Regions from separate parts of the Homo sapiens genome. Here all the other regions are linked to region 6. The links are chromatin contacts, found by Hi-C or POLR2A ChIA-PET in ENCODE. All regions are on one chromosome and are shown on one strand. Each heading gives the region's core, a stretch centred on a gene start or an enhancer-like site at or near the end of the contact. The rest is flanking DNA. Distances are from core to core; before and after follow the strand shown. Region 1 holds the start of TIAM1-AS1 (TIAM1 antisense RNA 1). Region 2 overlaps C21orf91-OT1 (C21orf91 overlapping transcript 1). Region 3 holds the start of URB1-AS1 (URB1 antisense RNA 1 (head to head)). Region 4 holds the start of PAXBP1-AS1 (PAXBP1 antisense RNA 1). Region 5 holds the start of CFAP298-TCP10L (CFAP298-TCP10L readthrough). Region 6 holds the start of GABPA (GA binding protein transcription factor subunit alpha).

What was found. Hi-C counts contacts between places; a loop is a spot of excess contacts on that map. ChIA-PET counts read pairs that join two places held with the same protein, here RNA polymerase II (POLR2A). Pooled maps may share reads with other maps.
Region 1: a loop to region 6 is called in a map of naive thymus-derived CD4-positive, alpha-beta T cell, with 7 times the contacts of the local background. The contact joins the promoter of TIAM1-AS1 here to the promoter of GABPA in region 6. A Hi-C loop is called at or near these places in 1 of 168 maps with a recorded cell type or tissue (naive thymus-derived CD4-positive, alpha-beta T cell) and 4 of 50 pooled maps. POLR2A ChIA-PET finds 5 or more read pairs at or near these places in 1 of 52 experiments (PC-3).
Region 2: a pooled map shows a loop between it and region 6 (8-fold over the local background). The contact joins the enhancer-like site here to the promoter of GABPA in region 6. A Hi-C loop is called at or near these places in 4 of 50 pooled maps.
Region 3: a map of CD8-positive, alpha-beta T cell shows a loop between it and region 6 (9-fold over the local background). The contact joins the promoter of URB1-AS1 here to the promoter of GABPA in region 6. A Hi-C loop is called at or near these places in 1 of 168 maps with a recorded cell type or tissue (CD8-positive, alpha-beta T cell) and 6 of 50 pooled maps. POLR2A ChIA-PET finds 5 or more read pairs at or near these places in 1 of 52 experiments (K562).
Region 4: a map of ascending aorta shows a loop between it and region 6 (8-fold over the local background). The contact joins the promoter of PAXBP1-AS1 here to the promoter of GABPA in region 6. A Hi-C loop is called at or near these places in 2 of 168 maps with a recorded cell type or tissue (ascending aorta and naive thymus-derived CD4-positive, alpha-beta T cell), 1 of 37 single-sample maps with no recorded cell type and 6 of 50 pooled maps. POLR2A ChIA-PET finds 5 or more read pairs at or near these places in 1 of 52 experiments (T-cell).
Region 5: a loop to region 6 is called in a map of gastrocnemius medialis, with 10 times the contacts of the local background. The contact joins the promoter of CFAP298-TCP10L here to the promoter of GABPA in region 6. A Hi-C loop is called at or near these places in 1 of 168 maps with a recorded cell type or tissue (gastrocnemius medialis), 1 of 37 single-sample maps with no recorded cell type and 10 of 50 pooled maps.

Annotation. Positions count from the first base shown.
Region 1 is chr21:31,557,713-31,562,028 of GRCh38, forward strand. TIAM1-AS1 (TIAM1 antisense RNA 1) reads left to right here and starts at 1,521. Exons shown (of 2, transcript NR_171013.1): 1 at 1,521-1,883; 2 at 2,305-2,775. It also overlaps a transcript of TIAM1 not described here. RefSeq lists enhancers at 1-334, 1,148-1,960 and a silencer at 1,240-1,869.
Region 2 is chr21:17,782,478-17,786,836 of GRCh38, forward strand. C21orf91-OT1 (C21orf91 overlapping transcript 1) reads right to left here. Exons shown (of 4, transcript NR_038871.1): 3 at 3,071-3,135. The region is part of intron 2 of LOC124900465 (a long non-coding RNA gene); the gene reads left to right. Among named protein-coding and RNA genes, the nearest start is that of C21orf91-OT1, 7.9 kb to the right of the region's middle. RefSeq lists enhancers at 64-113, 2,082-2,151, 2,182-2,271, 2,682-2,741. Within about 2 kb of position 1,759, at least 7 of the 41 ENCODE cell types and tissues checked have a DNase peak (open chromatin) inside an H3K27ac peak, as active enhancers do.
Region 3 is chr21:32,391,288-32,396,336 of GRCh38, forward strand. It overlaps URB1-AS1 (URB1 antisense RNA 1 (head to head)), which reads left to right and starts at 1,846. Exons shown (of 1, transcript NR_026845.1): 1 at 1,846-2,673. URB1 (URB1 ribosome biogenesis factor) reads right to left here and starts at 1,725. Exons shown (of 39, transcript NM_014825.3): 1 at 1,482-1,725. The coding sequence starts at 1,623. RefSeq lists enhancers at 991-1,773, 1,633-1,927, 1,774-2,555, 2,078-2,327.
Region 4 is chr21:32,726,477-32,731,350 of GRCh38, forward strand. PAXBP1-AS1 (PAXBP1 antisense RNA 1) reads left to right here and starts at 1,638. Exons shown (of 4, transcript NR_038879.1): 1 at 1,638-4,185. It overlaps SYNJ1 (synaptojanin 1), which reads right to left and starts at 1,537. Exons shown (of 33, transcript NM_203446.3): 1 at 1,470-1,537; 2 at 296-441. The coding sequence starts at 419. RefSeq lists enhancers at 743-1,243, 1,244-1,744 and a silencer at 1,209-1,708.
Region 5 is chr21:32,610,879-32,615,805 of GRCh38, forward strand. It overlaps CFAP298-TCP10L (CFAP298-TCP10L readthrough), which reads right to left and starts at 1,499. Exons shown (of 12, transcript NR_146639.2): 1 at 1,227-1,499. CFAP298 (cilia and flagella associated protein 298) reads right to left here and starts at 1,499. Exons shown (of 7, transcript NM_021254.4): 1 at 1,227-1,499. The coding sequence starts at 1,365. RefSeq lists enhancers at 921-970, 1,631-1,740.
Region 6 is chr21:25,732,618-25,737,367 of GRCh38, forward strand. GABPA (GA binding protein transcription factor subunit alpha) reads left to right here and starts at 2,355. Exons shown (of 10, transcript NM_002040.4): 1 at 2,355-2,961. It overlaps ATP5PF (ATP synthase peripheral stalk subunit F6), which reads right to left and starts at 2,287. Exons shown (of 4, transcript NM_001003703.2): 1 at 2,236-2,287. RefSeq lists enhancers at 1-416, 1,709-1,788, 2,107-2,762, 2,189-2,298, 2,319-2,438 and silencers at 1,899-1,998, 2,939-3,078, 3,139-3,348.

The DNA.
Region 1 (4,316 bases), core at 271-2,770, 5.8 Mb after region 6:
CACAGACTGCACAGTGTCCCCAAGGGCTCGCGCACGTCCTTCAAGACCTGCCAGCGCGCGGGAAAAGGCAGGCTCCGAGTCAACCAGGGCTGACCCGGGGGCAAGACCAGGAGACGCGACGACTGGAACCGGGTGAGTGTGGCCGAGTCGGCGCCCCGAGGGCCGCCAGCCTGGACCCCAGGCTGGGACACGGGCGCCCCCGGGTGCAGGGGACCTAGAGGCGCCGTGCGCGGCGGGGGCTGGGCGCGAAGGCGCCGAGACGGCATCTTTCCCCTGCAGCATCCCGCCCCGCGGCCGGGGGGAGGGGGCGTCACCTGACAGCGCGCAACAACTTCTCCAGGTTTCGAGGGGGCAAGCGGCAGCCGCCGGGGCTGGGGGGCGCACGGCGCGCTGCTCTCGCCCAATGGCGAGGTCTGTAAACAAAAGCGGGCCCCACGCGGGTCCCCAGCCGGGTGGCGAGGGGCGCGGCGCAGCAGCATCGCAGCGGCAGAGCTGGTGAGAGGGCGAGGCGGGGACGGGATAGGGCGCGGGGACCCAGGGCACAGTCCCCGGGACCCGACCGCCCGGATGAGGCATTGTCTGCGCACCCGCAGGATTCCGCTTTTAATGCCCCCCTCCGGGGGTTCGTCGCGGGTCCCCAGCTCCGTGCGCCGGCCCCCGGGCTTTCCGCCCGGTGAGCCCGGCCCCGAGGGCGGCACGGATCGCCAAGGTGAGCGCCCAGGACGCGTCGCCGAAAAGCCAGGCCCGGAGGTGCCTAAGTCAGGGACCGAGACGCAAACATAGACACAAGGATGCACAAGCACGCCCTCCCCGAAGTTGACAAAAATCAGCCGATAAAATACAAAGTGCCGCGGCCGCCGCAGGTCAGCGCTGACCTCCTGCTGCCGAGAGGACCGAATGCCGACGTCCGGACGCTGTCATTTCCATCCAGCGAAGGCACCTGGGCTGCACGGTCTCGTCTCCCTCCTTCGCGCGAGGGATGCCTCCTCCTGCCTCTCCTCCCCGCATCTCCCCACCTCCCAAGTGTGTGAACACGAAAACAATACGTGGAAAGCCCGATCGGGGGGAGCTAGGACCCGCCGGGAGCCCCAGTGTGCGGGAGACGGGGGTCAGAACGTGCCCGGCACGGGCACCGAGGCTCCGGGCATCCTCGCCGCCGTCTCCCGGGGCGGCTCCGGCCGGACGCCCGCGCACCCCAGGCCCGCGGTACTCACCCGCGACGGTCGTCCGGGATCTCCGCGACGGGGCCGGGCACGATGCGGGGCAGCCGTGCCCCTGGGGCTGCGGGCGCCAAGGCGTCCGCGGAGCTGCAGAGCTGCGCGCCCGACGGCGGCGGCGCTGCTCTGCCGGCCGCGCTCGAACCCGCTCGTGGTCTGCCAATCGGAGCTGTCAGGGCCCCTCCGCCTGCGGCCTCGGGGGCCGGGCCGCGGGAGCCCGTGGGAAACCGAGCTCCGATTGGGCCGCCTGACAATCGCTCCGCCTCCGGCCAGCCAATCCGAGGCGGTGGATGCAGGAGCGGGGCGTTCGGAGTTGGGCTGTAGAGCGACTATGGGCGCACGCCGGGTATCCGCGCCGCAGCCAGGCTCGGAGCGCGCGGCTGGAGGGGCGCGGGCGGCGCGCGCTCCAGAGATGCCTTCCTGCGAGGCTCCGTCAGCGCGGCCCGGGGAGATCGCCCGCAGGCAGCGGAGGCGCGGCGGGCCGGGGGACGACCAGGGAGCCCCTAACAAAGCAGCTTTGGGAGGGCCGGAGGCCTCTGCCTCCCTCGGCGATAGGTCCGCGAAGCTGCCTGTCATCTCGCATAGGTGGAGGTGGCCAATGGCGTGCACAGACGGAGCTCTAGTTGGCGCGCGCGCGCGGCTCGGCATCGGTGGGATTGGTCGGAGGTAAAGGATTTTCCTGCCACCTAAGGCGGAGAGGAAGGGGGATCGAAACGGGGGAGGCGAAGAGTCAAAAAATGTTGTGCCTGGGACAAGTGGTCTGGCGCGGGAGGCGTGTGCCTGGCTCTAGGGGGAGACAGGAACTTTTTTACGAGAGAAAAAAATCCTAACGCAATCCCTTCCCGTGGATGCTAGAGGATGTTAGACCCTGAGCAGCCTCCAGGTAGGGCATGGTGGCCTTCACCAGAGTCCAGGACTCCCAGGGTTCACTTACCGTGCCCAGCAAGCGAACTTGGAATAACAGCGTGGGGTTTGGGCCTTACGCTTACCTGCTGGGCAGAGTAAGTGACTCGGGCAGGGTTCACGCAGACCTCCTGGGCTCCTCTGTAAAATCCGGAAACTACAGTTGCAGTTTACCTCTCGCAAGGTTGTGGAGAACGCGGAAACGGAGACGCTGGCGGTACAGCCTCGAGCGAAACCTTTCCCTACACGAGGCCGGAGCTTCCTCCTCTCCTGAAGAGCTCTAGACTTCCCCATTTACAACAAAGGCTGGGATGTATGTTCCTTACACCTTGATTCCATACACACGTGTTCGCCCCGGGAGCTGGGAAGGTCTGCGCTCCCGGGGTGATCTTGTTGAAAACAAAAAGAATTGCCCACGCTGTGGAAGATAAACCTAAACCGGAAAATTGAAAGTCATCCCTGATTCCTCCTTCTTCTTAACCCTCTCCCATCCATTTTTGTTAACCTCCCAAACCCATTCCTCCCATCCTGTCTCACCTGGACCTCAGTAAAGGGCTCCCATCGTCCTTCTGTCCCAGGCCTTGCCCCCTGAAATCTGTTCTCCACTTTGCAGAATGATCCTTCTAAGCAGAAAAATCTCATTTTGCGCTCCCAACTCTGGGTCTCTTTTCTTTCCCCAGAACACGTCAACCCCCAGCCCCTCCCTTCACTTCACTAATTCCTACCCTTCTTCAGATCCCAGCTTGGCCGCCAAGGCATCCATGCAGTAGGCATTGCTGAACTACTGCTCTTACAGACCCCGGGAAGCCTCCTGTACCCTGTCAAGGTTAGATGCCACATTTCCACTTCCAGTGCTTCCACCCCCTGTGCTCCCCTCACAGGCCTGTATGACACGGGGCTGAAGTTGCCTGTTGCACTGCAGCCTTCCATGGAAGCCGGAATCTTATCTATCTTCCCTGCTGGATCCCAGTCCTAGCACAGTGTTTGGCACATTTGGGGCACTGAAAAAACATGGAATCCATGAATTATAGAGGAGCTATAATTATAGGCAAGAGCTTTAAGGATTTGAAGTGCTTCTAAAACATCAGTTTGAGAAGAATGGGTAGCATGGTAGCTCTTGAACGGATGCGTCCACCAGGTTCCATGATCAGTATTACAGGGAGGTTTTTGAGTCAAGTTTGAGAGATTTTCCAAAGACACCCCTTCCAAAACCAGCCTCGTTTCAGCCAACAGCTTGGAATGGAGAATAATTCCCTTGAGAAGCTTTTCATCCCAGGACAAAGAGCCATTTCTTTACCTGTTACAAGCCACCATCTAGGGGAAATACATATATTTGAAAATGAGTAGAGGGTTTTTCCCTAAGGAAGTTTAGAAGTACATCTGGCCATCCTTAAAAGAACAGACCCTGGAGTGAGGCTGCCTAATTTCAGGCCCGGTTCCTTTCTAGCTGTTACCTAGGGCAAGTTACTTCAGGCCTCCGTGCCTCGGTTTCCCCATTTATATAAATGAGATAACAATAGTGCTTCATACCACATACAGTTGGTACGAGGATGAATGAGTTAATATTAACAATGTGCTGGCCAGGCGCGGTGGCTCACTCCTGTAATCCTAGCACTTTGGGAGGCCAAGATGGGCAGATTGCCTGAGCTCAGGAGTTTGAGACCAGCCTGGGCAACACGGTGAAACCCCGTCTCTACTAAAAATACAAAAAATTAGCCGGGCATGGCGGTGTACTCCTGTGGTCCCAGCTACTCAGGAGGCTGAGGGCAGGAGAATTGCTTGAACCCAGAAGGCAGTGGTTGCAGTAAGCCGAGATTGCGCCACTGCACTCCAGCCTGGGCAACAGAACGAGACTCCGTCTCCAAAAAAAAAATAAATAAAAAACAACAATTTAAAAAAAAAATGTGTTTAGAAGAGTACCTGGCACATAGTAGCATTTAATAATGTTTACTGAATAAATAAACAGCTTCCACTGGACATGTGTGTGATGGGTAGGGAGTCCTCATGAGTGAGTGGCGGGTTACTAGAGGCTTCCCTGAAGGTGAGTAATGGGATCTCTCTTCCCTGCCTCATCTGAGGGCTGCTGCCTTAGGGTCTCCTGTTAAGGAGGTGACATTATTGTAAGGAGAACCTCAGATGAATCATCACAGCAGCCATCTGATTGCCTTGTGCCTAAGACGTCTGAAAAGCACTTTG
Region 2 (4,359 bases), core at 509-3,008, 8.0 Mb before region 6:
TCTTCCAATAGCTGGGACTATTTAAATTTTTTCAAGGAAACATATGCTGTGGGTTGGTGGTAGATGGGATTCAGGAGGATCCTTCTCTTATACAAGATGACTTTCTGGATAGGTGTTTGTGGGGTACAGAGGGAGGGAGCAAGGAGAATAAGAGAGGAACAAACCAAATGTTCAACATTCTAACACTCTTTAATAATTTATCTAAAATTATTGGATATTGAATTATTAGAGGCATTGAATCTTTTACTTTTTGTATGACACTCACTCAGTCTTCAAATAATTTCTGATTGAACACTAGATTAAGAGGAAAAAATACCACAAATGAAATAACTTGTATTTTTGTTACGCAAAGGATTATTCTAAAAAATAATAAGCTGTTCCTCTAAGCCCTTTTAGAACACATGGAAAACTTCAGAATAGTGTGAGGGCGTCTTACATGCACTTCTTTCTTTGGAGATTGTGATAACCCAAGTAGAGGATTTAGGATTGTGCTGCTCAGAGACAACTGTTTGGATAAAATAATGCCAGATTCATCGTTTCCAGACTTGTTAAATTCATGGAGTATTAAAATAAAATTGAAATAAAATGGAAAATATGATGCCCAGTTGTTTTGTCAAAACCAGTCTAGGTGTTGCTTTGAAAGTAGTTTTTAGATATGATTAACATTTAAATCAGTAGGCTTTGAGTAAAGCAGATTACTCTCTGTAATGTGGGTGGGCCTTGTCCTATCAGTCGAAGGTCTGAAAAGAGTGAGGTCCCCTGAAGAGGAAGGAATTCTGCCTCTGACCTGCCTTCAGACTCAAGACTGCAGCATCAACTCTCGGAGTTTCCACCCATCCAGGCTGCCCTGCAGGTTTCAGACTTGCCAGCCCCCAGAGCTGGTTTAGGGAATTAAACCAATCTTTCTCTCTCCACATATATACATACTTTGTTTTGTTTCTCTGGAGAACCCTGACTAATAGACCAATACAAGATTGTGGTTTTAATTCCACCAAGTAAGGACTGAAAACTAAACAAATAAACAAAAATGAAAATCTACCATCTATTGTCATCACTTCATGAAAGAAAGAAAAATTTACTATTCCCATAGGAAAGACATACTCTCAGAACAAAGAACAATTTTATTGATGAATAAATTCTATCCTATTAACTAGCTTACCACATTGCCTTTACGTGTCTCATTTTCCACACACAGGAGCCAGCCTTTAGGAACTGTGCTGGAGGTGACCCAACTTCTGATTGTGTGGGAGAACTATCCCACTGTTACTCCTAAGAGAACATTCTCTCCCAATAGCTCCCCCGATATGGAATGTGACAGAGTAACAAGATGCCAAAATATATAGACCTCTTTTTCTTTCTACAACATAGGTGCTCTTAAACAGTATGCAGAGGATTGTGTAGCTGCTTATAATAGGAGCCAGGCTGACACAGCTCTCTTTTCTCTTTTGTCACAGGTGATCACAGAAATAGCTTGCTGTAACAGCACCTCACAGTTTCCTCTTAAAATGAAACCACATTTTCTTTGTGCCCTTTCAGCTCAGTTCTGCTGTTCATAGAGGGGCTTGGGAGATTTTCCACTGTAGGTTTCTTAAAATTCATTATACTTGTAGAATGTTAGAGCTAGAAGGTCCCCTAAAGATCATAAAGTTCAATTTCATTTTTTACAGATGAGAAAACAGAGGCTAAGAGAGGTAAAGAGGTGCTTAGTTGTGGCAGAAGATTAGAAGAGAAGTTCCTGCATGTCGGTTTAGCAATCATCTTGCTCATTACAACTTCCTCTTCTGCCTTAATCACTTTTCAGTTCAGTAGCCTCTTTCCTCTAGAATAGCCCTTCTGTATTCACACTGCCTTTTCTTTGCTTTGAAGTTACAGATCTGAAACTCTTGCGTTAGCTATGCTATGGTTTTCTTCCACATTCTGTACACTGTACTGACCATCCTCTTATAAACCTCTTCTCTTCTAGGTTAAAGATTTCTTGACTTCCCTCTGGTGAAGCTTGATACCAACTGACCTATAAGGGCTTGGTTTTCACAACAGAGTCTTAGTCCACCCTCGCCATCGCACCAAATACTGAGAGAACAAATAAAATTATTGCTTGAAGAAACGAAGTAAAGACTATAGTATTCATATTTTTCCCACATGCCATTTGCAGTAGCTTTTCATATTTCTCATCTATCCCACACTAGAAATTTCATCTATTGGCTTTTGTAAATTTTCTTTTTGAGCCACAAATTTATCTCAGTTTCAGATTCTAATCTATTTTCAGTAGTGCTTTCAGTTTAGTTTACTCCCATTTCAAAAATACTCCGTCTTGTTCTTTACAGCAATAAAATCCAAATGCAAATTCCGACAACCTCAGCCAATGGTGAGTCATGGTCCCTCATTTCCACCTCTTCTAAACGGTCATGGTTGCTCATTTTCACTCTTCTAAGCACCTCTTCTTTACAGCAACAAAATCAGAAAGCAAATTCAGGCAACCTTAACCAATGGTGAGTCATGGTTCCTCATTTCCACCTCTTCTAAACCCCTCCTCTGATGGTCAGGACCCTTCTCATTCCTCAAGTAGTAACTATTCAGCACTTTACCACTTCCCTTGAATCTCTGACCCATTATCTTTTTCGTCTTTCTCACAGAAAATAGAGGCAGCCATTTAAGTACTTTCTCAACTTACTCTCCAACAAATCTGATTCAAATACTTTCATCTGTAGTTTTACCTTCTCTCTAGTGTCAAAACCTGAGGTAATCCTAAACCTCTTCAAAGACAAGTCATTCTCGGTGTGCTACTCTGTTCTGTGTCTTCAAACTGGGCTCCTTTGATTATTGCTACCTCTCTATCGTTAGCCTTTCTACTGGCTCTGTCCTCTTAGTATTTATTCATGTTCAAGTACTTCCCAACCTTAAAAAAATAACCTTGACCCAACATCCTCTTTACCTCAACTTCACTTCATAAAATTTTAAAGACATCATACCTCAAATCCACTATCCTACCTGTCTTAGTCTATTTTATGTTGCTATCACAGAGTACTACAGAATGGATAATTAATAACAAACAGTTATTGATTTGGCTTACAATCCTGGAGGTTGGGAAGTCCAAGGGCATGGTGATAGCATCTGGCAAGGTAGCAAGACTTCATGCTGTGTGATAACATGGTGGAAAGAGCAAGAGGATGTGAGCAAGCAAACAAGAGGGGGCTGAACTTGCTTTTATAACAAAGGCACTCTCATGATAACTAACCCACTCCGTCCATAACATTAATTCATCCGTGAGGGTAGAGTCTTCATGACTTAATCACCTCTTAGTAGACTCCACCTCTCGATGCTGTTGCTTTTGGGATTAAGTTTCCAACACATGAACTTCAGGGAACACATTCAAATCATGGTACTACGTTGCATCCATATTACAATCTGTTGTGATCTACTTTTGCTCCCACAGGTCCATTAAAACTGTACTCCATGAATTTCTGGTTGCTAAATACAATGAACATTATTCAATCCTTATTCTTTCAATCTCTTGGCAGAATACTTTCCAGTTGACCAACAGAGTCTTGTTGGCTTTTATATCCCTTAGACCCAAAGACTTACAGGGCTTGGCAGAGTTTCTGGCAACATAACGAAATCTGAAAATTGACGAAAGATTTAGAATGGAAAATAAGTGGATGCCAAATGGTGAAGGCTTTAAATGCTAAACTGTGGGGACTGGCTTTTGTTTTGTAGGCAGTGATAATCTAGAAAGGTCTCTTAGCAGGAAAGTAGCATTACCACATCTTTTGGGAAGTAAATTCTGGGGCAGTTTATGGTTTGGAGCAGTGGTTTCCTTTTTCTCTTTTTTTTTTTTTTTTTTTTTTTGAGACAAAGTCTTGCTCTGTCACTCAGGCTAGACTGCAGTGGCACAATCACGGCTCACTGCAGCGTTGACCTCCTGGGCTCAAGCAATCCTCCCACCTCAGTCTCTGCCCCACCAAGTAGCCAGGACTACAGGCCTATGCCATCATGCCAGGCTAATTTTTATATTTTTTGTACATACAGAGTCTTGCTACATCGCTCAGGCTGGTCTTGAACTCCTGGACTTAAGCAATCTACCGGCCTTGGCCTCCCAAAGTGCTGGGATTATAGGCATGCGCCAACGTGCCCATCCTAAAGCACATTCTTAACAGGAAAACTGACATCTGCATTACCAAGAGGTTTAATTTCTCTTCAGAATCTTCCCAGCAGATTCAGTTGACTCAAAAGGCAGCCCATGTGGCTGAGGGTTAGTTTAGATATGCATTGGCTCTTAGCAGTTCACCTCTGGAAATGAATTTCATAAGATCTCAGAGTAGAACACAGGACATAGACCCAGTGGAAGAGGTTAGGTTTAAC
Region 3 (5,049 bases), core at 596-3,095, 6.7 Mb after region 6:
CAGGACACCAACATGGCACATGTATACATATGTAACAAAGGGGCACGTTGTGCACATGTACCCTAAAACTTAAAGTATGATTAAAAAAAAAAGAAAAGAAAAGCCACTTCCTCAGGGGAGCCTTCTTTGAGCTCCCAGATTAGATCCAAGGTCTGTTAAACACCCTCAGGCACCATGTACCTCTCCTTTGGAAAACTCGTGCTTGAAACTGTATGTATGTGATTTTACTGACCAATATCTGCCTGCCCCACTCGACTGTTTGTAAACCCCACAATGGCAGAGGCTTTTTGACATTTTTATTCATCACTTTATCTCTACCGTAGCAAATAATAGCCTCTAGTAATACTTAATGAATTCGGAAATAAATAACTCTATGCTAACTAAGTATCATCTTCCTAGCTGTGACTAGCAAGTACAGGTATAGGTATCAAAGTTTAAAAACAGGCCAGGTGTGGTGGCTCATACCTATACTCCCAGCCCTTTGAGAAGACAAGGTGGGAAGATTGCTTGAGACTGGGAGTTCGAGGGCAGCCTGGACAACATAGTGAGATTCCATCTCTACAAAAAGTAAAAAAAAAAAAAAAAACATAGCTGGGCATGGTGTTGTGCACCTACAATCTCAGCTACTTGGGAGGCTGAGGTGGGAGGACAGCTTAAGCCCAGAAGTTCAAGGCTGCAGTGAGCTATGATAGTGCCACTGCACTTCAGCCTGGGCAACAGAGCAAGACCCTGTCGTTTAAAAAAAAAAATGAGGACAAAAATTGGAAGTTGAAGATATTTTGGCCATTAATTTAATCGTTTATTTAACCTGGGAGAAAAACTGCCACTGTTTTATTTTAGAGCAATGCTTCCACATGGCAACACGTTCAATTGCGTTTTTCCCAAACCATGTTACTTTCCAAACGATTACAAGTAGTCGCGAAGGGTGGTCACACTTTACAAAAAGTGTAATTAAATTATAGAGTCGGCTACATCTCAGTCACTGGCCCATTCCTGGTCAACTGACAAGTAGCTGTGGTGGCTTCTAGTAGCTTGTTACAAGTCATCAAGTCAGTATGAGTGTTGGGGGATGGAAGCTATTGAAAACGGTGCTGACGGCCCAAGGAGTAGCAAACTGTCTCATGAACCGTCCTGAGCCGACTCAGTAAGGACTCAATAGAGAAGGACACTTCATTTACTTCCCTGACAACTGCAATAAAGAGGTTTTAGAGCTCGCTGAGGGATGCTGCCTGGGCAAGGGAAATAAATGTGTTGTAACATGAAACGGTCCCAATCAAGCAAGTCGGGGCCCTCTCGCTGTCGCCGACAGTCCAGAGCAAGGAAGTACACAGCAGTCCTGAACCTCAGTTTTCTGCAAACCAGAGGCTTGCCACTGAGCCTATGTGACCCGAAAGCTGCAGAAAGGAGAGGCTGTGCCCGGCACACGGAGGCCGCCTCGCCAGCCTGTGCTCCCGACCCTGCGCCTGCCGCCCCGGACTCACCTGGCCCGGGGCCCTGCGGGTCCTTCAGCTGAGCCTTGAACCGCACGCCCGTGAGCTCTTCTTTGCGGGCGCGCTTGGCTGCACCCGCGGAGGAAGCCGCGCCGTCCTGGCCGCCCGAGGCCTTCCTCTTGGGGACCCCCATGGCCGAGAGGGCGGAAGCGCGACGGAAACGACACACCTGAGGGGACCCGGCAGGAGCACTGGCACAGACAGCAGACACGCGCTTCAGGCCCACATGGCGCAGGAAGAGGCGGGGCTGGCGGAAGAGGCGGGGCTGGCGGAAGAGGCGGGGCTCGGGGAAAGGCCGGCGGAAGGGGCCGACCCGCGCGAGGCTGGGACCGGCGGAAGGGGCGTGGCCTGCAGAAGGGGCGGGGCGATAGGGATCCAGAGTCTTGGGGATCCAGAGTCTTGGGGCTCCATGTGAGTTTGCTGTACCGGTTGTCCCGGTCACGGCATGGGGCGAGCGGACACTCCACGACACCCCCCGCCCCCGGCTGCAGGGTTTGGGGTCCACCGGGGCGCATTTCTGATCCCAGTGGCTCTTCGGGTGCTCTTGGCCGGAAGAACTCCCAGACCTTTCACTCCTGGCCTGGCCGATCCACGAAGACTCGGGCCCCGGCGCGTCCAAGCAGCACAATGAGTAGTTCTTGACCCGAGGTCGCCCTGAAGGTGTCGCATGAAGAGCTTGCTTCACACACAACAGGATTCGATACTTTGCCAATTCAAGGCCCTGGTGGCTGGCCGGGAAGGTGGATTCGCCTTGGCTAGGTGCCAGGCAGGTCCGCCTGTGCGGGTGCCCCTGACTTCGACCCCTAGCTTATGTCACAGCCCGAACCAGATCGACTGGTCTGGTAGCAGCCTGTCACTCCAGACTGTCCTCCACCCCAGACTTCCGCAAACTGATGGGCTCTTTGCGCCGTGCAGGGTGGGAGGAGAAGACCAAACGAAGTAACGTCTGTAAAACCCCTTCCTGGACAGCGTAAGGCCTCCACATCTAAGTTCCTGTCATTAAAATGGAGACAGCAAAGCCGACCCTATCCAGTCCTTGGGACTGTTATGAACAGAAAATGATGCAATGTATGAAAAACTGCTTTGAGGAGAAAAACAACACAGTGTGTTTTTGGAAGATGTGATTGATTTGTAAACCGCATTAAATGCTCTGAAATAAAATGAAAGTAAAAATAAGTAAAAACAGGCTGGTACATATTTTAATACGACTTCATCGATACTTAGGTATGTGTCCAAATAAATCATGAACCAGCGCATTAGATAAGTAACTTGGTGATTACTGAAATTCTCCATCAGGTTGTCCTCTAGTCTAAGAAAATTGTGTTTCATATTCTGTAAGCAGATGTGTTTTGAACATCTGAGGATGTGGGCTTTTGTGGCCTGTTGGGGTCTCAGAGTTTCTAGTAGAAAAAGCACGTGTGTTGACGCTGAGCCTCTGTCCCGACAAGATGATTGTGCCTGTGGAGATGTCTATGTTGTAGGCAGGTCAGAGAGAGGGTGTCACCCCTAGCAGATATGAGCTAATGCAGCAATGTTAAGAGAGGGGAATATGCTCAAAAAGTCATCTGTAAAAGGCAACACTCATTAGTGAATACAGACTTAATTCTGACTGATTATCCACACTGGTCCTCTTCTTTGGTTAATCGCTAACCACCAACTTTGTTTTCTGCCATGGTGGTCCCAACCAAAAAGTTATCAGAAAGAGTTAGGAAACAGTCAAAAGCCCTGAGTTCAGTTTCTGCCTGTGTGACCTTGGGCAAATTACCATCCCTCTGTGCTGGTTTGCTTTACAAACAATTAAAGAGCATGAGGAACTTCCCAGGATTATCCAGCTAGTAACTGGTGGAGCCAGGACTCACCCAGTGTATCCTAGTCCCAAATTAAAAACAAAGAAACAGAAGTTGGCAGTGCCCATTTACAGCCTTAGCCAGAGATGTATGGATGGCAAGTGTGGCTCAGAAGTGCATTTGGATGTTTTAGACTAAGTTAATGCCATGAATCATTGATGCTGGGTTAACCCTTTGTTCAGATATGAGGCTCACCAACCTCTGGATAGTGACTTGTCTTTCCATATCAAAGCTTTGTATTATTTGCCTCCAGGAGCATTCTGGTTTGTTGCAGACTATGTGGTACTGCTCCTAGGACATTCTAAGCTGAGGAAAAAAGCCCGAGAGCTTTTGTACTTGTTCCCTCTCTTTGAAACTCTTTGCCCAGAGCTCAAGTGGCTCAGATGTGGACTTTTCCTGTACATACCTCACTCTCTGTCTCCCGACCTTTCTTGATTGGGCCTACTTTATAAAGACACTCACTAATTACATCTGAGGGCTCCACCCTCATGAGCTAGTCACCTCACAAAAGGCCTCCCACAACCAAATATCACACTTGGGATGGGGTTTCAACATAATGAATTTGAGGGGGACACAAACGTTCAAACCATAGCACTTTCCCAACATGAAGATGATTTTTCAGTTAAGTTCTAACAATCTTTTCAGAAACAGATAATTCTCACCTTGTGCCGTTAGTTCCACAAAATAAAAAATAAAGTATCCCAACATCTTTTACGAGGCTCATATAACCTTAAATACAGAACAAGCTAAGGATAACACAAAGTATGAAAATGATGAACTTATTTCAAGTATGGATATAAATGTGTGTAAATAGAATATTAGTTAACTGAATACAAAACAGCACTTGAAAAAAACACAAGAAATACAAGGAAAGAATATCTTGCTTATATAACTCACCACAATAATGGATTAAAGGAGAAAAATCCGTTATTATTTCAATAGATGGAAAAAGACATTTGAAAAGATACCTATTTATGATTTTTAAAATTCACATAAAACTAGGGATAGAAGGACTTTCCTTAACTTGGTAAAGACTATATACCAAAAACCTGCAGCAATTATCATGCACAATGGGAAAACTATATGAACTTGAATTATGACTGGGAACAATAGGAAAAACAGGGATGTCCACCATGCTACTATCTATTACGAGAGGTCGTGGCTAGTGAAATAAGGCAAGACAAAGAAATAAGAAATGAAACTGTAATCTAATTGGAAAATTCAATAGAAATGCAAGCTAAATAAGAATTTAGCAAGGTTGTCAGACATAAAATCAGTTACCAAAATTGGTAGCATTACCTCTACATTAGCAATAGCTAATTTAAATATGTAGGAGAAGCTGGGTGTGGTGGCTCATGCCTGTAATCCTAGCGCTTTGGGAGACTAAGGTGGGAGGAGCACTTGAGCTCGGGAGCAACATAGTAGGACCTCGTCTCTACAAAAAAAAAAAAAAAATTTAAGTAGCTGGTGTGGTGGTGCATATCTGTAGTCCCAGCTAGTCAGGATGCCAAGGTGTGAGGATTGCTTGAGCCCAGAAGACCGAGCCTGCAGTGAGCCAGATTGCTCCACTGCACTCCAGCCAGGGCAACAGAGGGAGACCCTGTCTCAAAAAATAAAATAAATATAAAACAAAAATAAATAAATATGTGGTAGAAAACAAAGCACCATTTAGAAAGAAAAAAACCCTACAAATTCTCAGAATTAAACTAAAA
Region 4 (4,874 bases), core at 388-2,887, 7.0 Mb after region 6:
ACAAACTGAAACAATATTTCTTTGGAAAAAACATTTACTTTTAGAAGCAGCAGCAGAACCCAAGAAAGCAAAATCCTGCAACCAAAACCTGCATCTCCCTGCACCCCCTCAACAAAAACCTGTTAACAAAAAGTTTGCAGGAAAATAAGTTTGATTAAAAGGAAATACAAGCATAATCTGCTAGAGGAAATACAGTGAAAGGGTTGTCGGGCTCTTTTCTAAAAAATGGTTGCATCTGAATTGTTTCAAATCAAAACAGAGACCATGACAAATTGGGCTCTAACAGATGACTTACAGAGCACAGCGACAGCCCCAGACTCGAACATGAGACATTCTTCCTTATGCCTAGTTTCCACTATGAGGCTGAAAGGTGGGGGATCCAATTTGTGATAGATCCGGAATCCTTTACTGAACGCCATTCTCCTTTCTTCGGAGGCAGCCCTGCGAAAACCAAGCAAAGCAAAGCAAATGAAGCTGATGTTTCCTTCTGCAGCAAGGACTGCAAAGCATCCAAAAGTCCCTCCCCGCCAGGTTTTGATGGGGGGTTGGGGTGGGAAAAAACAGACAGCTCTGGGAGAAAATGGCTTTTTCCAAAAGATAAGTCGTCACTTAATTTTACCAAAAAGCAAGAGGAAAAGCTATCAATTCTCATACCAAGGCAAGACAAGGTTTTAGCACTGTAAGTCAATCAACGGTCTGGTTGAGTTTCCCGTTTAATTTATGCTTACTGAAAGGAAAAATTTTGAGCGTATTTCGTCCGGAGCTGTTTATCAGCTTCCTGCTTCAAGATCTGTCACTACGTTGAAAGGGAACCTATTTGGAAACTTCAAGCAGTTCCTTCGAGGTGAAAGGAGCGGAGGTGGGAGGGAAGGGTGACAAGGCTGGTTCAAAGCTCCTTAGGGGGCAGGAGAAGGAAAAGGATTATCCCACGCGACAGGCTCTCCCGGGGGTGGCGATGAAGGGCAAGGGAAAAGGCACAGGTTACCGCCGCCTCTCCTGCCCCGGGCTACCGCCGGCTGGGGGGACGGCAGGCGGGGCCGATAAATACGAATGGCCACCCGGGAAGAGTCACGACTCGGGGCACCGACCCGACTGGGGCTCCTCGGGGGTCCCGGGCAGTCGACTGCCCGGGAAAGCGGCTCCTTCTCGGAGAGACGGAAGAGCCGAGCAGCCCAAACCCTCCATTTATGCGCCAGAAGAGATACCCCGGCGCCCAGGCGGATTCGGTTCGTTCCCGCGGGCGGGCTGACAGCCGCTGTCACCACAGCCCCCAGCCTGACGCGGCACCCCGCACAACCAGTGGTCTGCTCACAACCCCGCCCGTCCTCCCGCACCCCGGCTGCTCGCGGTCGCCCCTCACCGCTCCCGCTGACGCTGCGGAGGCAGAGACTGGTCTTGGAGGCGTCCGCCCGCCCGGCTGCCCGTGGGTCTGGCCGCAGCAGCTCCCCGCCCCCCGCCGGCTTGCTCACCTCTTCCTCCGGCTCCTCCTCCTCCTTCTCCCGCAGCCGCCGCCACAGCCGCCGGGAGCGTCACTTCCGCTCCAGCAGGCCCATCTCTTCCGCATTGCGCCGCGGCCGGGGGCGGAAGATCCGCCCCGCGCGAGGGAAGGGGCGGGGCATCAGGAGGGAGACCACGCCCACTCTGCGCCGACCGGCTGGGCCTGGCACCCGCGGGCGGCCCCAGCCTCAGTCTCCAGCTACCTTTGCCTCCTGCGGCCGCCCCCAGGCAGAGCTGCGATCCCACCGCCGGGGGTGCAGGGAGAGGGAAGATCTGGCCTCCTTGGTCCTTTTGCGTGGGCTCTTCAGAGCGTGAGCGCCGGGGAGGGACTCCGGAGAAAAGCTTGGGGGGCTGCGTATTGCTGCTCCCCAAGCTGGGCGTCAGGACCAACCCCGCCGCCCCCACGGGCCTGACGGGAGAGGAGGAAGGGCTCGGGACGGTCGGCTCGCCGAGCCAACCAGGTGGCGCCTGAAGAGCTGTCCATGGTGTCGACAGCCCAGCAAACGGCACCGAGTTCCTAGTCTGAGTGTCTGGATAGGTAGCAGAAGAAAAACTAATGCCTGCTCTGGGACAGTTCTGTTCGGTGCCTTTTCTTGTGTGTTCTGGAGCTCACAGGGTTCTATCGAAGAGTGCTTAGGTGTATACGATGGAGAGTGGGACGTCACAAACCAGGATCTCAAGGCTGAGTCCAACAAAACATGGCCGTAGGGAGGCCACGACAGCTGTGGTTGTCACCGACGGATGAATAGCTTTTGCCAACCGTGGAATTTAGTAACTAAAGGCACCTAACCCTTTTATCTCATCCTCATTTTTCAACAAATGGTGCTTCCTGGCTAATATCAGCGTGTCCCATAGATTTCTGCTTCCATTGAATAGACCTAATAAGAAAGAGAATGAAGTCAAAGCCAACAGGGCAGAAAGAAATTGAAAACCTGAAGAACCCAGCACTCAAACTGTCTCCACTTGCGTTTGCTTTTTCTTTACCTCTTCTCCTTCTGGTTTTCAACAGCCAAAGCAGGATTTAAATTTGGTTATGTTGCAAAAATCATTTCCCTCTTCAGGCCCTGTCATGTGACTTGATTTTTTCGTCCATTTTAGAGAAGCTGTACCCACCCTGGTTTCAGGACACGGAACTAAATTTATTAGAAAAGAAGCCACTTCAAGTCATGAAGGAGAAACACAAAGATTCTTGGATTTAGTTCTAAGAACTAGAGGGGATTTCTATGTCAGTACTGTCTCAGAAAAAACTGTTGATATCAAATGTGTTGCTTGAGAAGTACCTTTTTTTTTTTGAGACGGAGTCTCGCTCTGTCCGCCCAGGCTAGAGTGCAGTGGCGCGATCTCGGCTCACTGCAAGCTCCGCCTCCCGGGTTCACGCCGTTCTCCTGCCTCAGCCTCCCGAGTAGCTGGGATTACAGGTGCCCACCACCACGCCCGGCTAATTTTTGTATTTTTAGTAGAGACAGGGTTTCACCGTGTTAGCCAGGATGGTCTCGATCTCCTGACCTCGTGATCCACCCGCCTCGGCCTCCCAAAGTGCTGGGATAACAGGCGTGAGCCATCGCGCCCGGCCGAGAGGTACCTTTTATGACAACTGAAATCATTCAGTTTCAAGAGGAGTTGGGTACTGAAACCAAACTTGCTTACTCCAAAGCCCAAAATCCTTTCCACCATGCCTGTGTGTCTGTAAGGCTACACTAGAAATGCTTCCTTTCTTATAGTGGGAAGCATGGGTACTAAGCTCTTTTACGAACAAGTGTTCTGCATATTCCTGGTTCCTTTTTATTTTGGACTGAGGAGATTTAGGTCAAAATTTCTGGGTTCTGGGTTGGAATTCCAGCTTCTTTCTTCAAATTAAACTGGGGGGTAGCAAGACTTATTCCTAGATTTGTTAGAAGGCCACAGCTTTTCCACATCTCATTTTAGTCATGAAAAAGACACATGCCCAGAGTTTGAAAAACATAAAGGCAATTTGACTAGTGGCTTGATTGGTTCTATCTTCTTTTTCTTGTCCCTCTTTCCTATTTATACTTCTACTTTTGTTACAGCATTTGACAATAGTTGGAAAAATTTTCACTGACCTTGAAATGTCTTTGGGATAGGGTGACTTAAAATATAGGTTAAGTGGCATACACAAACTTCTTAGTGAGATCCTAAGGGCCTACAGAGACAGGCTGACACCAACTCAACCCTTGAAACTGTGCAATGAAGAGCCTGTGGGAGGCTAAAAAACGCTACTTCAAAAAGAGATCCTTGTCTGTGAATGTTAATTTAGGTTTACAGATTTGATTAAGGGTCTTGAGATTATTTTCAATTATCCAGGTGGGCCCTAGAGCCCTAGATGCAATCATAAGTGTCCTTATAACAGGGAGGCAGAGGAAAATTAAACACGCACACAGGAGAGAGAGAGAGAGAAAAAAAAGTGATGTGAAGACAGCAGCAGAGATTGGAGCGATGTGGCCATAGCCAAGCTATGTCAGCAGCCATCAGAAGTTGGAAGAGGCAAGGAAGGATTTGAGCCTAGAGCCTTTGGAAGGAGCATGGCCCTGTTGGTTCTGGCCTCCAGAACTGCAAGAAAATACATTTTTGTTGTTTTAAACCACCCAGTTCATGGTAATTTGTAACACCAGCTACAAGAAATTAACACAAGGCTGATGTGACTTTCCATCAGGAGAGAGACAGCCCCAGGTAGGTGTTTCAGATATCACATCCAATAGAACAAATTAAAGACAAACACCCTAAATTCTAGATGTTGATTTGTGAGCAAGTTATTTCTCCTATGGGCAACTCTAGTTGAAATATGCAATTCATTATGTTGAAACATGGAATTGTTATTTTCATAGGTTAAAAAAAAATCACATAGTGGCAATATAGTAGTAGTGCTCGTTTTTTGTTTTTTGTTTTTTTGTCAAAAATGCTAGACAACATGGAAGATCAGGGAAATATTAACAGTCTGATTCAGTAACCTTTAACAGCTTCTTTTCAGGTTACACAGGCTAAGCTAACTTTTATATCAGGATCAGGATCTGCAGAGTTATTAGTATAGTGCTCTGCAGATCCTGGTCCTAGTATAGCAGGATCTGCAGACCCTAGTTGTACCTGGCCATGTTCCCCACCAATGACTGAGAAAGAAATGGCTCGAACAGAAAACAGTGGTCTTGAAAGGCAACGCAACAGTAGGTTACAAATAGCATTAGCTTTTTCTTTAAAGAAATTCATTGTAACCAGTGAAGGATAAGATTTTAAATTAGAAAAATGGAAATCCTATGAATAAAAAACTAGTAAGCTTGAGAGCAGAATCACTGTGGAAAAAAAACAGATTGAAAAATAACTTGCAGGTATCATAGACAGGAAATTGCCACTAGAGAAAACAGGAA
Region 5 (4,927 bases), core at 249-2,748, 6.9 Mb after region 6:
TCTATATATACACGATAGTTATATAAACAGTAATATCCTAGACCACATCAGGAAGTATCATCCCGTCAAGTTCAAAAACTATGCTGTCTAATGCGGCAGCTACTCGCTCCACTTGGCGATTTAAATTTATTTAAATTAAAATGACCCAGACGCGATGGATCACACTTGTAATCCTAGCACTTTGGGAGGCGGAGGCAGGCGGATCACCTGAGGTCAGGCGTTCGAGACCAGCCTGGCCAACATGATGAAACCCCGTGTCCACTAAAGATACAAATATTAGCTGGGCGTGGTGGTGGGCGCCTGTAATCTCAGATACTTGGGAGGCTGAGGCAGGAGAATAGCTTGAACCCGGGAGGCGAAGGTTGCAGTGAGCAGAGATCGCGCCACTGCACTCCAGCCTGGGCAACAGTAAGACCCTGTCTCTCACACACACACATACCATATATATATATATATATATAATTTATTTATATTTATATATACATATATATAATTTATTTATATTCATATATACTATATATATGGTATTTATTTATATTTATATATATTTAATTAATTAAAATGCAAATGTAAAATTCGGTTGCCTGGCCGCACTAGCCACATTCCAAATGCTCTACGGCCACAAGTGGCCGGCAGCTGCCCAATGGACAGCACAGATGGGGGCCCTTCCACCGCCGGAAAGTTCTGCGGCAAAGCGGGTGCCCTGGAACCTGCGCGGGGTAGGGAGACGGCGCCGCAACGCAACAGGCCGTTTCCAGGGCGGGGAAAGATCACCAAGGCTTCCTCAACTGTAAGGGGCCGTCCCAAAGCCAGGTGGCTCGCTGCTTTACATTGGGCGACTAAAAATAGTAAATTCAGCTTTTAAAAGCCCACCTAGTTCTCATCTCACCCCTCACACGTGATTAATTGCACTAAGTCTGCTGTTCAGCCCGGCCTTTCGGCTCCCTCCTCCCTCCCCAGCCCATTTCCACTTATTCGCAGCACCCCAAATCCTGGCTCCGAGAGGCACCTGGGCCCACCTCCCAGCCCGGGGTGTCAGACAGGCCGGATCTTCTCCGGTTCCTTATTCATCTCCGGTTAACCCTAGTGTCCCGTTTCAACCCCGGCTGCTGCAAATCTCTTCAATAATCTTCACAAACCTGACCCCTCGGCCCACCCTGCCCCTCTTTCTCCATCCCACGCCGGTCTCTCGATCTGTCCGGGATGGGCCCACCCGCGAGCCGCACCTGAGCAGAGGCGCTGCACCTTGAGCCGCCCATTATAGACCCGGGCCACCTGCACCGTGAGCTCCTCCAGCTCGGTACTCCCAGGCGCCTGCAGCAGGAACTGGCTCTCGTCGCCCCGCTTCACGTGCAGCAGAACCATGGCGGTCCCGCCGAGGTACTGAGGCGTTGAGAAGGCCCCGGCTGCGTGGCCCGCGGGTCCTGCCGGCCGAGGGTCGCCGGATCGCCAGCAGCTGCGACGCACTAACAGCCGCTCACAGTCCGGAATCCCACGCTCCCTAGCCCGCGGTGAGCGGGGGAAACGGCACTCGCTCCCGGAAGTGGATGTTGCCAAGAGCAACAGTGAAGCAGAGTTAAAGAGCCGCCAGCTCAAGCTCAGAACCCGAGTGGGGGAGGCTGGGGTGCACCGAGGCCCAGCAATCCAAGCCCGTACGGAGCTGCGGCCGGGGAAACCACCCACACAGTCTGAGAGGACAGCTGATTCTGAGCGGACCGACGGAAGGAGATTCGCAGAGCCCCTTCCCGGAAGTGACTGTTGTCGCGGCAACTGCCAAAACACAGACCAAGTCGCTGAAGGGGAGGGCGGACCTCCCAATCGACTGGTCTGGGGCCCGAGATTTCCACTCAGGGAGATACGTGGGCTGAGATGGGAGTTACTAGATGGGGAACGGGAAATACGGCGGGAACCACAATCGCGCAGTTCCGCAGCTGCCGCCCCACAACCGCTCCACATTCCAGCGTCCCTTCCGCCGCTTTCAGTCTCCACTTCCGGCAACGTTTCCACGCTGTTTCCGGCCTGGGAAAGTTCGGCGGCAGCGACCCAGAACTGAGTCTTGCTGTTCGCTGCTGTTTGCGCGGGTCAGCTTTTCAGGACGGAGGGGCCAGGGCGAGTGTCCGCACTTCTTCGTTCAGGTTGATTTGGATGGCGTTGCTGGGGTAGCTCCAGCGGCCCCTGCCAGAGCGACCCTCCCAGAAATATCCAGCCATCCTCCAGCGGACTCTTGCTGAAGGCAGTCGGCGTCAGTCGCTGTTTATTCCGGGCCCCACAGATCCAGAGTCACTGCTCTCATGGAGCTTATATTTTAGTGTGACAAAAAGAAAACAAAAATAAATGGACAGGCCAGGAGCGGTGGCTCACGCGTGTAATCCCAACACTTAGGGAGGCCGAGGAGGGCGGATCACCTGAGGTCAGGAGTTCGAAAGCAGCCTGGCCAACATGGTGAAACCCCTTCTCTACTAAAAATACAAAAATTAGCCGAACGTAGTGGCGCGTGCCAGTAATTCCAGCTACTAGGGAGCCTGAGGTGGGAGAATTGCTTGAACCCGGGAGGCGGAGGTTGCAGTGAGCCTAGATCGCGCCACTACCCTCCAGCCTTGGCGACAGAGTGAGACTGTGTCTCAAAAATAATAAATAAACAAACGGACAACACAAATTCAAATACAGATCTAAAGAAAACTAAACAGGTTGATGGACTTCTTATGTTTGATGGTCAGGGAATGTACACCTTCTGCGATATTGGGAGTAATATTATCGTCTCCCGCCCTGAATATTTAGAAAAATATCACAGTGGGGTGTACACCCCTGCGATATTGAGAGTAATGTCATCCTCTCCACCCAGGAAATTACTAACAAGGTCACGGAGGGGTGTACTCCCCCTGTGATATTGGGAGTAATGTTTTCCTCCCCAAACCTGGATGTTAGCAACAAGATAACAGAGGGGGTGTACACACCCTGCGATATTGGAAGTAATATGATCCTCTCCCCCCCGGATACTGGGAAAAATATCACAGCGCGGGTATACATTTCCTTCGCTGTTGGGAGTAATATCATTCTTTTCCTCTCTGGATATCAGGAACAATATCACAGGGGTGGTGTACATTTCCTTCGATATGGGGAGTAATATCATCCTCTCCCCGTTGGGATACTAGGAACAATATCCCAGGGGGGTGTCCACCCTCTGCGATATTGGGAGTAATATCATCCTCTGTTTCCCCGGATATTAGACACAATATCACAAAAAAGTGTACACCCCCTGCGATATTGGGAGTAATATCATACTCTCCTTCCCTGGATATTAGAAAACAATATCATCAGGGGTGAGCACCCCCTGCGATAATGGAAGTAATATTTTCTCTTTTTTTCTTTTCTTTTTTTTTTTTTTTTTTTTTTAACAGAGTTTCACTCTTGCTGCCCAGGCTGGAGTGTAATGGCATGATCTCGGCTCACTGCAGCCTCTGCCTCCCGTATTCAAGCGATTCTCCTGTTTCAGCCTTCCAAGTAGCTGGGATTACAGGCATGCGCTACCATGCCCGGCAATTTTTTTTTTTTTTTTTTTTTTTTGTATTTTTAGTAGAGACAGTGTTTCTCCATATTGGTCAGGCTGGTCTTGAACTCCCGACCTCAGGTGATCCGCCTGATTCAGCCTCCCAAAGTGCTGAGATTACAGGCGTGAGCGATCGCGCCCAGCCACCACTTAGCATTTTCATTTTACATTTGTTGAAGTTACAGATTTATACACACATTGATTGCTGCTTTATTATACACTTGCATATACATAAAATGGGAAATAGAAAAGAATAAAATGGGCACAATATCCCTAAAGTTTCACATTCCGAAACATTTTTTAAATATTTGCTTTTTAGAAATTTGTTTCAATTAAGAAACTGCGGTATACACACACAATGAAGTATTATTCAGCCTAAAAAGGAATAAAATCCTCTCCGCTGCAGAAAAAATGGATGAGATTGCAGGTCTGTATGTTAAGTGAAATAAGCCAGGCACAGAATGACAAATATTACATGTCCTCACTTATACGTAGGAACAAAAAAGAAAATCTTGGCCAGGTGGCTCAGGCCTGTAATCCCAGCACTTTGGGAGGCCGAGTTGCACGGATTACTTGAGGCCAGGAGTTTGAGAGCTGCCTGGCTAACATGGTGAAACCCCGTCTCTACTAAAAACACAAACAATTAGCCAGGCGTGGTGATGCGTGCCTGTAGTCTCAGCTACTCGGAAGGCTGAGGCCCAAGAAGCGCTTGAACTCGGGAGGTGGAGGTTGCAGTGAGCCTGGACTGTGCCTGTATGCTCCAATCTGGGCAATGGAAAGAGACTCCATCACACACCTACAAACAAAAGGAATCTCAGGAAGGTGGAGAGTATAAAGGGGGTTAGCAGACGCTAGGAAGAAAAGGGGTGGATGGGGAATGAGGAGAAGTGGATAATTGGGTCCCAAAATACAGAAAGATGGAGTAAGTGAGTTCTAGTGTTTGATAGTACAGTATGAAAATTTTAGTTCACAAGAATTTCTTGCATATTTCCAGATGCTTTGGTAAGAAGCTTCCTAACTTTCTCATTATGCTGGTTTTTAAGCTCTTGTCTTCTGCTCTTGAAATCATGCTGGTTTTTTGTTTTTTGTTTTGAGATGGAGTTTTGCTCTTCTTGCCCAGACTGGAGTGTAACAGTGCAATCTTGGCTCACCACAACCTCTGCCTCCTGGGTTCAAGTGATTCTCCTGCCTCCACCTCCTGAGTAGCTGGGATTACAGGCATGCGCCAGCATGCCCAGCTAATGTTGTATTTTTAGTAGAGACGGGGGTTTCTCCCTGTCGGTCAGGCTGGTCTTGATCTCCTGACTTCAGGTGATCCGCCCGCCTTGGCCTCCCAAAGTGCTGGGATTACAGGCGTGAGCGACCACGCCCGGCCCATGC
Region 6 (4,750 bases), core at 1,105-3,604:
CCTGTGTTACAGAGTGAAACCCTGTCTCAAAAAAAAAAAAAAAGAAAGAAAGAAATCCTACAATCAGGCCGGGCGTGATGGCTCACGCCTGTAATCCCAGCACTTTGTTGTAATCCCAGCACTTTGGGAGGCCAAGGTGGGTGGATCACCTGAGGTAGGGATTCAAGATCAGCCTGACCAACATGGAGAAACCCCGTCTCTACCAAAAATACAAAATTAGCCGGGAGTGGTGGCACATGCCTGTAATCCCAGCTACTCAGGAGGCTGAGGCAGGAGATTCCTTGAACCCAGGAGGCGGAGGTTGCGGTGAGCCGAGATCGCGCCACTGCACTCCTCCACCCTGGGCAACAAGAGTGAAACTCTGTCTCAAAAAAAAAAAAAAAAAAAAAAAAAAAGAAATCCTACTATCAATGCAATCAACAAAATATGCTTCACCTGACAGAATGAAAGCAAACTGTTTGAAGAAATTAAAGAATTCATAACATATCACTTTTATACCCCATCAGGGAAAAATACTTGAGAAAAGGCTACAAGCAAACAACAAATGACCTCACAAGGTCATGTGCCACTTATTATCATTCCTATGTTTAAACACACAGAAACTGAGGATTAGAAGTATCTGGTCAAAGTGGTCGGGCGCGGTGGCTCACGCTTGTAATCCCAGCACTTTGGGAGGCCGAGGCGGGCAGATCACGAGGTCAGGAGATCGAGACCATCCTGGCTAACACGGTGAAACCCGGTCTCTACTGAAAAATACAAAAAATTAGCCAGGCGTGGTGGCGGGCACCTGTAGTCCCAGCTACTCCGGAGGCTGAGGCAGAAGGGCGTAAACCTGGAAAGTGGAGCTTGGAGTGAGCAGAGATCGTGCCACTGCAATCCAGCCTGGGCGACAGAGCGAGACTCTGTCTCAAAAAAAAAGTATCTGGTCAAAGTTACACAGCAAAATCTAACTTAACACATATATGCAAAAAAAAAAATTGTGCAATTCAATGCCACTTTCCCTTCTGGCAAACTAAGGACATGCTTAACATTCAGCAATAGGTTCACCCGACATTTGCTTAGCCCTAGATACTGTGCAAAGTACTTCCATATATATCCTTTCCTTGTACCCTTACAGCAATACTCTCAAAGAGTTAAAGTGTTCTTATCCCTGCTTTACAGATGATAAAACTGTATCTAAGAAAGATTAAGCTGCACGTATTCTCACAGTTAATTTGCTCTAAGTCTGACTGCATAGATGTTACTCCTTCTGCAACACGGGTAAAATCCACTTTCATTGTTTCAATTATCCACCATGTAAGTGCCTATGATTCCCCAATCGCATTTCTAATTTTAGTATTCATCCTGAGCCCCAAATCTATCCACAGCATTCAACAGTTCTCATCTCCCTTATAAGTCCTACGAACTCATCCAAAAAACGAACACATAATCCCATATCAAAACTTGTTCCTTCTCCTTTAATCCCTTTCATTTTTTTTCACTGATTAGTGAATGCATATTGTCCACTAAAACGCAGAAGATAGTCATTACACAAATAGCTGTGAAATACCACCTGACATAAATTCTCTATTCCAGTACCATCGGGTGCCACGAGAGCATATGATAGCGTCTGACATGATCAGAAAGACTGGGGAAGGCAACAGTAAGAAAACACTAGTCTGAGCAGAGGCCTTGTTCTGGGTGGGAGCATGGTTCTATTTATAGTGATGACTGACCGGCCAAAGGTTAGTAGGTTCGCTGCCTCTTCAGTGCATATTCCTATGAACAATCCATAAAGTCGCCTAATGAAGTGTTAGCACCATCGTTTTTAGGTGGGATGCAAACTTTCAATATTATGACTAATTTTTTCCCTCTTAATGGTACACGTTCTGCCTAAGTAGCCTAGACGCTCCCGTGCGCCCGGGGCGGGTAGGCCTGGCCGAAAATCTCTCCCGCGCGCCTGACCTTGGGTTGCCCCAGCCAGGCTGCGGGCCCGAGACCCCCGGGCCTCCCTGCCCCCCGCGCCGCCCCGATTTGCCCTCAGAGAGGGTATCGATCTTATTTCTGGGTCTACGGCAAACTCCAAGGTCTACAAACGTAGAGGTCAGCTGTGACCCCGGGCCAGGCCGTGAAGGTCCCCAGGACACAGAGCTGCTCTCTCCTCCTAGTAAAGGTGAGAGGCAGCCCAGGCCTCGTGAAAAAACCCAGAACTGGAGTCCCAAAAGGCCACGCTGATCTAGCTACCCTCCCAGTCACCTTGCACTCAGTCCCGAGCTGCCAAAGCCTCCGCCGCCACCACCTCCGCTCTACTTCCGGCCCTGGCTCCGCCCCCACACGCCTACCCGCCATCGCAATGCATTATGGGCCGCCGTTTCAGTCGGTCGACGCTCACCGGACAGGAAGCGTCTCGGAGACAGTCTGCGACCGGACGGGTCTAGGTGAGACAGAAGCCAAACAGGAGGAGGAAGTGGAGGGTAAGTGCTTCCGGGTCCCCTGGCACAGCCTCCGCCATCTTTTCTTCGCCTAATTTGACCCGTTCTTTTTCCCCTCCTTGAAACCTTGCTCTGTACGCATGCGCTCTTTGAGTGGCCTTTCCCCTAGTTCAAGCTCCCCTCCGAGTCAGCGTCCTGTTCGTTAGGGTTATCGAAGTGTATAAAGGTGCAGGGAAAGTGAGACTGTGTAAAACAAAGCGGATTGGGGCGTTGTGCTTCCTTGTACCTCGTGAGCCTCCGTTGCCTTGGGCGGTCGTTTTGCGCACCCTGCCGGGAGTTGTAGTCCTGGACCCGAAGGTGCCTGGGAGGCGGGAGGGGGGTTGGGGCTTCTCAGCGCCGATTCCGCGGGAAGGGCCCTGGGACCTCACACTTCTAGTCGCGGGAGCTGCAGGTCTTACCCGGAGAGACGCTGCACGTGGAGCCCTCGCCGCTGCCGTTCTCAGCCGGCTCTGGAGTGCGGGCGGGGGCGACAGGGCCGATTCCGGAGTGGGTGAGTGCGGCCGCCGGGGAGGAGGGGAGCGCGGGCCCTCGCGGGCCGGCCTCGTTCCGGGGCCTTTTCCCCCACAAGGGCCCCCCCGCGGCCGCCTCTGTGTTTTGTTTCCGCTGGTCCCCGGCGCTGTGACTCCCATTTCCGTTCGTGGAGACTTGAGGGAGCCGGGTGGGGAGGGGCGGGAGAGCTGTGCGGGGAGCGAAGGGGAGGGGCGGGGGGCGAGCGGCCTGGAGCCCGGGGGGACCGGGCACCGCCGGGACCCGTGCCGGACGGGTCGCCTGTCGCCGCTCCCTCCTTTCCGCGTCCCCTCCTCGCCCGTCCGCACTCCTCAGCAGTCTCAGCCTGCTCAGCTGGGATGTGGTCCTGACGCCCCCGAGATTTTAAGAGCAAAATGCAGACCCTGTCTCATCGCGGGACTCAGCGATTCACTCATTTCAAATCCGCTCTCTTTATAGAACAACACACACCAGAATCATTTATCAGCGTATATGGTAGCCATCTGGGTTTGTTTTTTTGTTTTTAAGCAAGGAAGTAAACCAAGGAGATAACAATGGGTTGTCTACTTGGAAATTTTTTTGTGTACTAGAAGACACGCTGTATGTGCGTGTTTGGATTTAGGGACCCCAGTTTGATCAGGTTAGCGGACCGAGAGGACAATGCCTAATATTGCATTGCAAGATGATTAGAAATTTAGAAATAAAATTCATTTCATAAGTAGTTTCCACTAATAGCAGTAGGTCTGACTCGTGAGAAGAGCAAAGATTTAGCAGGATTCACTTGAGCGAATTGTAGAACGAGGCGGTGATAACATTCTTCGGTAGTGTTATCTTGAACTTCAGAAGAAACCGCTCAACTCTTTAGCAACTGCTTGAGGGACTAGCCTGTCTCTCAGGGTTCCATCCAGGCTTTCCAAGCTTCTTTATTTTTAGACATACAGTGACGCTGAGTGGACTTCAAGTCAATTTTACCTGAATTGTGTATACAAGAGCATCTGTCATGAGGCATGTATAGTAATGAAGTAATTAAATCATGAGCTAGATGTTAGGTTGAAGCAAATCATCAGACCGAGTACTAAATTAAAACTGTTGACTTTAGCCTTCCCTCAACTCTTTATATATAAAACTCCAAACCTACAGAAGAATTGGGGAAAAAATCATGCAGTGAACACGCAGATACCCTTCACCTGAGGGTCCCAACTGTTAATCTTTCACTGTATGTGCTTTCTCTTTTTATATTACATAGATATGTATGCTTTGCTTTTTCTTAACTGCTACCTTTATTTTTGAAAATAAAAATGTCTTTTAATTTCCTCAGACACAGAAAAGCATTTGATAACTTAGGAAAATGTGCAGTTAATCTCGCAGGTACCCCCACACTCCACTTATAATATATTGGGAACAAAATGTTCTAAGCTCTGTAATAATGCTCTCCAATGAAGGACAATTCTCAAATTTATCTGTAGTTTCAAAAGGGAATGTTACACCTATCTGTATTTTAAAAGACACTAGCCGTTCCCAGAATTTTTCGTTAAATTCAAGTTTAGTTTGTATCCCATCTTGTGAAACATTCCGAACCCCAGGTTGGATTTAATCCAGCAGAACCAGAGTGTCAAAGTATATGAAATTGTTCTGTGCAGTTCTGGCGGGGGCAGCCCTTAGACGGAGAAACTGCAAGTAATTTTCTCTCAGTTTTCCTAAGTATTGACATAGAAGCCTGAGGAATTGGTTTCAGAAAAAGAGATAAGACTCACTCAAAAACTGATATGAAAGATTTGGACTATTTCTCAAAT